Linked DNA regions of Homo sapiens: region 2 is linked to region 1. The links are chromatin contacts, found by Hi-C in ENCODE. All regions are on one chromosome and are shown on one strand. The core of a region is the stretch at or near the end of the contact, and the rest is flanking DNA. Distances in the headings are between cores, read along the strand shown. Region 1 overlaps LRMDA (leucine rich melanocyte differentiation associated). Region 2 overlaps LRMDA (leucine rich melanocyte differentiation associated).

Region 1 (3,568 bases), core at 660-3,159:
GACACATCTTGGATTTCCTTATGACAGGAAACTCTGATATAATCCAGAAGTAGGGAAGGACTCGCACTGCCCTTAATGTGCTCAGCCATAAATTTTTAGCATTAGCAGGAGAAACATGTAGCCAAGGAAATGAATGATGGGGGAAATCAGGAGGCCTGGGATTCTCAAAGGCCTCTTCTTTTCTCTTGGGGATGATGAACTAGGGATAGGGGTCAGAGAGGGTTACTGCACCACCATGAGGGACATCAATACCCTGTTATGTGTAAGCAGAGCCAACAGGTGGCAGGGCACCACTGCATACATACCACAGTCTGCTCTGTGTGAGGTTTGGGGACCTGGTCATCTTGCCCTGCTAACTGTTCAACTGTGGCTATTTTGCTTAGCTTCTTATTTATATTAATGAACTTGAGACAATTTAAGAGGGCCATTTTAATTAGGAGTAAATGCAAGTATATTTGTGGGGATCACAAGAGGCCTGATCTTTGCAGGCTTAATGAGGCGACCTACCCAACCCCATATGAAATAATTGTGTATTGTATTAAAAGCCGCTTTGGAAAATATAATCGTGGTAGTAAATTGGAATGAAATGAACATGGTATTAAAGGGGGAAAAATATTTACTGCCAATTTTATGGGGCCTTAAAATATTTATGTTTTAAACTTGCATTCTTTGGAGATTTGCTGAGTGTTGCTAGAGCTGGGAAACTTTTTTAATGAGATACGTGCATATTTTTCAAATTTACAGATCTTTTTTCACAAAAATAGAAAGTCATAAATGTGAAATGGAAACCTAAACAAGGCAAGTGCAGCCTTAATGGCCTTAGATTCTTAATTGACTCTTCATATTAGAAAAAATTAAAAGCACAGGAAATTTCATTTAAATGTGTGAATAATATGCAAGGAACTTTTGTTTTATGTCAGTTTCTATCCGATTAAAGTACAGAGCATTAGCATAAATGTGATAACCCAAATAAACTTGAGTTTTGCTGCATTTATGTTAAGTGGGCATGAATAGGATACGTGTGCATTCTTGGGTTACTTAAAAACAGAGTCAAATACTGGCTTTTGTTCTGCTTCCCAAATGAATCTCTAAGAACAGCAGGGAAATAAATTACATGTTGATCAAGTCTTTATTTCTTTATTCATAGGTACCAGGGGTTGAAAAAAAAATGCAAGTGAGTCTATAGTTCTCAGACACTGAATCCCTCTTTAAATGCTCTCACTCTTTGCAAGAGGCAAATGAACTTCTAATTGTTCACATTTGTTTCAGCCAATCTTCCTGATTCCCTTTCTCATGAAAGACCTAAAACTCTGTTGACTTTACATGTCCAAATTAAATATATCTGTGTTTTCCTTTTGCTTTCAATAAGAGTGCATGCCAGCATGACTTAACATTCATCCAGAGTTTATTTCAATATTAGTGGAAAACAAGCCATTTTTCAGTTTAATGAATAGCATCAGTGTCTCCCTTTTAACCAAAAATATGGCCTTAAACTTGATGGATCTCACCAGAAGGCACATTTTCAAATTATTTTTCTATTGGAGGTTATGAATATCGTTTCCCAAATTATTGTGACAGCTGTGAGGGGAAAGCCTGCATCACAGATACAGCAGCTTAGAAACAAAACTCAGACCTAACAAAATGGTAGTTTCCTTTGTGAAATGAGAAAAGGGGAATGGAAAAGGAAGCATGAACCGCATGGGAGGGAAAAAATACCTCTTTTGAGACTTATGCAACAGGAGAAGAGTCATGTAAAGGCCCTGAAATTCCCATACTTTTTTTGTTACTACCATTTTTGTTTCCCAATCATTCTAAATTGGGAAGGTAAAGGCTGAGCATTACTGATTCAAAAAACCTCCAAGAGGACATCTGATATTTCTTCCTTATTAAGGATGATGGAGTGTAATTGATGTGCCTGGAGCCTGGCCAATTCCAACTTTTTTGAGAATGCCGCTTAATGTGCGGACATTATTTTTGGACTACTGAACGCCAGAAAATAATGAGCTGGCATTCAGCTTTGGTGAATAAGACCCTGAATTTTCATCTAAAAGCAGTTTTGAGTTATTGCTGTAGATAAGGTGTAACTGTGCAAGGGAATTTTATCCATGTTTCTCCCATGAATCATAAATGAGGAAAAAAATTACAGTCTAAATTGCACTTAAAAGGAATAAAGTCTTTTCATGTCATACATGATTTATCAAAATGATCTCATTTTAAGGGTACTGTGGTGTATCTTGATTAATCGCATTAGGAAGCGTGATGAATGGCCTCTTTAATGGTAACACAGGATTTATTGGCAGCATCCAGACTTGAACCAGAAGGGTAAGAAGTAAAACATACAACAGATAGCTAATGCAGATAGGATGTCAGTAATGCGCTGGCTTGTTGTAAAATTATACCAGGAGCCTTAGTTTCAGGAGCTTCTGAAACTGCCAGAGGGTGGACAGCAAACAAGTTTTGTACAGGACCTTGGGTGCCACCTCAAATCCAGTCTGACCCTCCCCTAACTTGTTGCAATGCAAGTAAAATCTCTCTGCTGGACTGTAAAAATAAGGTGTCTGTGAAATCTGGGCAAAACTTGGAAATTCCTAGTAATAAGAGGGAGACACCCGCCTTTCAAGATCAGCGCTCCTTGCCCTTTTGCCCTATTTTAATATCCTCTTCACATTTCGCTTTAATATCCTAAATGCCTTTTTTTAAGCCTGCTCGAGTCTGCTCCCACTAATTTCCTCTAAGGCTGACAGATCAGAGGCTTTCCTCGAACTGTTCCTTTTGGAGCTGAGAAGCCCTCCTCGTAATCCTGCTGCTTGTCCGCAATTAATCCTTCCAGTTGCCTCATTATTACCTCCACCACCCACAGACAGAGGAAGCTCTGACCCACTGGACACTGGCTCCTGACTGAAGCTTCAAAGGTGCCAATCACACCCTCATCAGAAAGGTGCCTGCTGTCAGCATCAGAGGTTTTCATCCCCTCCTCCCCGCTGATCAAACATTCTTCCTCAGAAGATTAATTCAGAGTCCCCGCCCATTTCCTCCCATATCCTCTTTCCCTTTTTGGTTTACCCAATGATCCATCTTTGCCTCGAAAAGGGAAGCCACGGATAATAGAAGTCCTTTCAAAACAAAAGCTGGGCAAAGGCAAATTTAAATCCCAGCTGTTATCAACTTTTTTTTTTTTAACCCATTTAAACATCTTAAGGCAGTGAGGATTAGGGACTGGCCTGAAATGCCATTCTTTGATCAAAGACCCCAAGACTTTACACAAACATAATCACAAGGCAATGGATGCCCCTCTGAAGGCTGAATTGATTTGTTTGACTGCAGCGCCTGGGATGGTAGAGAAGCCGCACACTGACTTTCCTAACTCCCAACATATATGTCACCAGGCCAAGTGACTTAGAAATTATATTTCTTTTCTTCCTGTGTCTTAATTGGAGCCGTCACTTTCAGATTCAGACAGAACTATGGGGAGAGGTTTTGAGGAGAAGAAAATGTGAGCCATATGGGTGCTTGCTATGGCTTCTCCATCCCCAGGCTGGGAGGAGAGAGGTGAGAGCAGGAGAGAGAT
Region 2 (3,568 bases), core at 418-2,917, 120 kb before region 1:
ATATGAGAAGGCAACAGTTACCAAGAAAATGAATTAGGAGAGAAAACGAATTATATTTTTTATTCTTCTGTTACTAACCCTTTTGGATTTTAATGTTTATATTTTTAAAGAGCCTTTAAAAAAGCAAAGGTGAGGTGGAGTGGGATAAGAAGAAGCCTAAGCGTCAACCATGCATTTGGATTTGGGAATTTGTCAAAGGTGTGGGAATTTGTCAAAGGTGAGAGACTGAATTTCCACCTTGACATGCAAATGCATTCTTATTTCCTATGCTGTCGCCCAAGTCACCCTGGTTACATCAGTGTTCAGCTGAGTCAGAGCATTTGGATGGGCTCACTCTAAGAGGGTTAGAATTTGATCCCATGACAAATAAGAATGGTTACCTGGCACTGCAGGTGAAGAACAGGCTGGAGCAATCTCAGGGCTGGGGCTAGAGGAAAACACAAACCAGCAACATGATCCATGGCTTCAGTCAATACTCAGGAAAGCCTATTTCTGTTTCCCCAGTGCGTTCCTGAGAGCAGTGTTGATTACCAGATAACCAGAGTCTTTGGTCTTTCACAGAATCAACAGCTTGGCAGCCACAAAGTGACAGGCATCAATACTAATCGCACAAGCCTGTCTGTAGCTGGACCCCAGGACAGGCCGTGCTCCACCTGCCTGTCCAAGAAATGCACGCCAGGTCCTCCCCATGGAAACCACTAACAACACTTATTAGCTGTTTCCTTGCCTGCTAAGTGGTCTGTGCCTCGTTCTGGCTCCCATTATTATATTCATTTCAGCCTGTGTCCTGAAACCTGATACCTTTGTACTTGGGGGGTGTGGTGTCTGCCACCTGACAATGATTTGACATGACACAGTGACAGAAAACAAGGAGACAGGATGGAAATAAAAGAATAAGAAATCCAAGCAGCTACACTGGCGGCTCCAGGCAGGGGTGCCCATTAACACAGATACCTGTGAGAAGGAACACAGGCCCCACTGCCACCCTGGCCAGATCACTTAATTCAGCTGCACTGGACTGGGAGACAGCAATCTTCCTTTGCTGAACAAGGCCCCATGCAACATTATAGTGGGTTCTTCACTTATACTTCTGAGTTCAATGTGGCTCCACTTCTGCCCATTCCCTCCCCTCCCAATTCATCCGCCAGCAGTCCATTCTGTCCTTCTTCCTGGGCCTCTGTGCTGATAATCACAGCTGCCATTAGGGTGGTGGCACTGGTGGCACACATGGCCACCACATGCTAGTGCTATAGTCATTCAAGAGACCAGCTAGGGCATGTGGGGAGGGGGCAATGAGGTGAGCCCTCGGCCCGTGGAAGCCACTATGCAGACACAATACTGGAAACAGTGGGGTTTCCAAAGAGCAATTTCAAGGCTAGGGTCCATGACTAACTGGCAGTGACATGAGCCAGTGATAAGCCTATTCTGCGCCTCATCTGTAAAATGAACAAGATGGACTAGATCACTGATGCTTGAACCTTCTGTTGTTACATTAGACAATAAAATTTTTTCATTAAATGATATTTTCCTTTAGACCCCAGTGTATTGAATGGATAAAAATGGATTTGGAAGCCAGCTTTGGGAGCCCTGTTAGCTCCACCCTGATGGGTCACCACTTGTTCCCCCTGCACCTCTGACAAGTCTCATTGGAATGCTAGAATTCCGCATAGCTCAGTGTGAAAGGCATGGGGCCAGATCATCTCAAAGTTCCCTTCTAGGCCAAATGTTGCTTTGGGTGAGGCATGGGAGACAGAGAAATTGTAGGGAAGGTTTGGGGATTTGCACCGTGTTAGAATGATCTTTCCTCTAGCATTTTATGTTCTCTTTTTGTCATCAACAGCCCTACAGCTCAGGGCTCTGTGGAGATCTATGGCAAGACAGAGCCAGTAAAGGAGCACCACACCAGCAGCACCCCCAGGCCCACACCCACGACATTTCAGAAAGTTCAGCTTTCACTTTTATACACACTGGAACTAAAATACAGGGAAAGAAGTCAAGGGAAAGTTTGGAGATAATCAGCCAGGACTCAAGTTTTACAAAGGGAAATTAAGCACCAGTACACTTGCTATATTTAGGATCTGTATTAGTCCATTTTCACACTGCTGATAAAGACATACCTGAGACTGGACAATTTACAAAATAAAGAGGTTTATTGGACTTACAGTTTCACGTGGCTGGGGAGGCCTCACAATCATGGCAGAAGGTGAAAGGCATGTCTCACATGGCAGCAGACAAGAGAAGGGAGCTTGTACAGGGAAATTCCCGTTTTTTAAAGCCATAAAATCTTGTGAAACTTATTCGCTATCATGTGAACAGCACGGGAGACCACCCCCATTATTCAATTACCTCCCACCAGGTTCCTCCCACAACATGTGGGAATTCAAGTTGAGAATTAGGTGGGGACACAACCAAACCATATCAGGATCTATCATCTCTTTATCATCCACAGCACCACCACCATCACCAATGACAACGAATCCAGCATAGGTCTAAGTTATCATCCACTGGGATAATAACAACAGGCAGCACTGATTATACTCTTATTATTGGTTATTATGAGGATGTTACATTTATAACTGCCCTAGAGCAAGGCACCATTATTGTCACTTTTAAAAATGAGAAAACTGAGCTACATACAGGAGACTAGTGACTTTCTCAAGCCCCAGAATTTGCAAGTAGTAGAGAAGTGATTTGAACTTATGCAGTCTAACTCTGAAGTCTGTGCTTTTAACACTGTCGTCACCCAGGGAAGCAGGCTGATGTGAGGAGAGAACTGAGCTGTAGGAGGGCTCACACAAACTGTGCAGTCAGCAAAGTTGCTTTTCAACAGCAAAAAGCTCCTAGTTATGGGCCCGTTCGCATCCATGCTCCTCTCTGCATCAGCCCGCCTCAAACACGTAAATTCACTCCCCAAGCACCTAGTTATTATCTTGCTTGTTCTCTACTTAAAGCATTCAGAAAATATTTAGATCTTTTTTTTCCACCCAGATGTAAATAACTGATAATAGGTTAATCTGCTTCTTCCTCCCAGGGAGAGACATATTTTTCACCAGAAACCAAAGCCTTGAACTGTAGAGATAAAGCTCCACTTGTAAAATTTCAATGTCAGCATAGAATAAGGATTATGAATTCTTGAAATCATCAGAGTCTTCCTAGTGTCCCTGAAGTCTATTAGGTGGTTTTTAATTCATTAGGAAAAAACTATCCAGATGGAGAAATGGATATAATCTCTACTCCAGATACTATTCAATGGAAAAAATACTCAGAAAGCTTTGGCCTTGAATTTGTGGAGGCAGAGGAGGGGGTTGTGGGACAATTAGGAGGTTGAAATCACTCACTGACCCTATCTGAAACTCTATATTCTATACTGCCACCCTTGGACCACCCTTGGGTTAACATTTCCTCTGAACATTCTAGCTCCCTTAGGTTATTTATTTACTTACATTTGATATTTTCTTTTACAGAGCAGAGAAAATGGAAGGAAAACAATATTCCTATCCCTAAAAACACTCACTGTGGTTCCCTAGGAGGAAACAGTAGAGCTCCAGGAGACAAAAATCCAGCTCTC

What was found. A loop is a pair of places that touch in the nucleus more often than their neighbours do. Pooled maps may share reads with other maps.
Region 2: a loop to region 1 is called in a map of endothelial cell of umbilical vein, with 2.2 times the contacts of the local background. The contact joins two enhancer-like sites. A Hi-C loop is called at or near these places in 2 of 168 maps with a recorded cell type or tissue (endothelial cell of umbilical vein and heart right ventricle) and 1 of 50 pooled maps.

What each region holds. Positions count from the first base shown.
Region 1 is chr10:76,308,630-76,312,197 of GRCh38, reverse strand. The region is part of intron 5 of LRMDA (leucine rich melanocyte differentiation associated); the gene reads right to left. All of the region lies in intron 2 of LOC112268057 (a long non-coding RNA gene), which reads left to right. Among named protein-coding and RNA genes, the nearest start is that of KCNMA1-AS1, 580 kb to the left of the region's middle. Within about 2 kb of position 1,909, at least 4 of the 41 ENCODE cell types and tissues checked have a DNase peak (open chromatin) inside an H3K27ac peak, as active enhancers do.
Region 2 is chr10:76,430,575-76,434,142 of GRCh38, reverse strand. The region is part of intron 6 of LRMDA (leucine rich melanocyte differentiation associated); the gene reads right to left. Among named protein-coding and RNA genes, the nearest start is that of KCNMA1-AS1, 460 kb to the left of the region's middle. RefSeq lists an enhancer at 333-1,030. Within about 2 kb of position 1,667, at least 15 of the 41 ENCODE cell types and tissues checked have a DNase peak (open chromatin) inside an H3K27ac peak, as active enhancers do.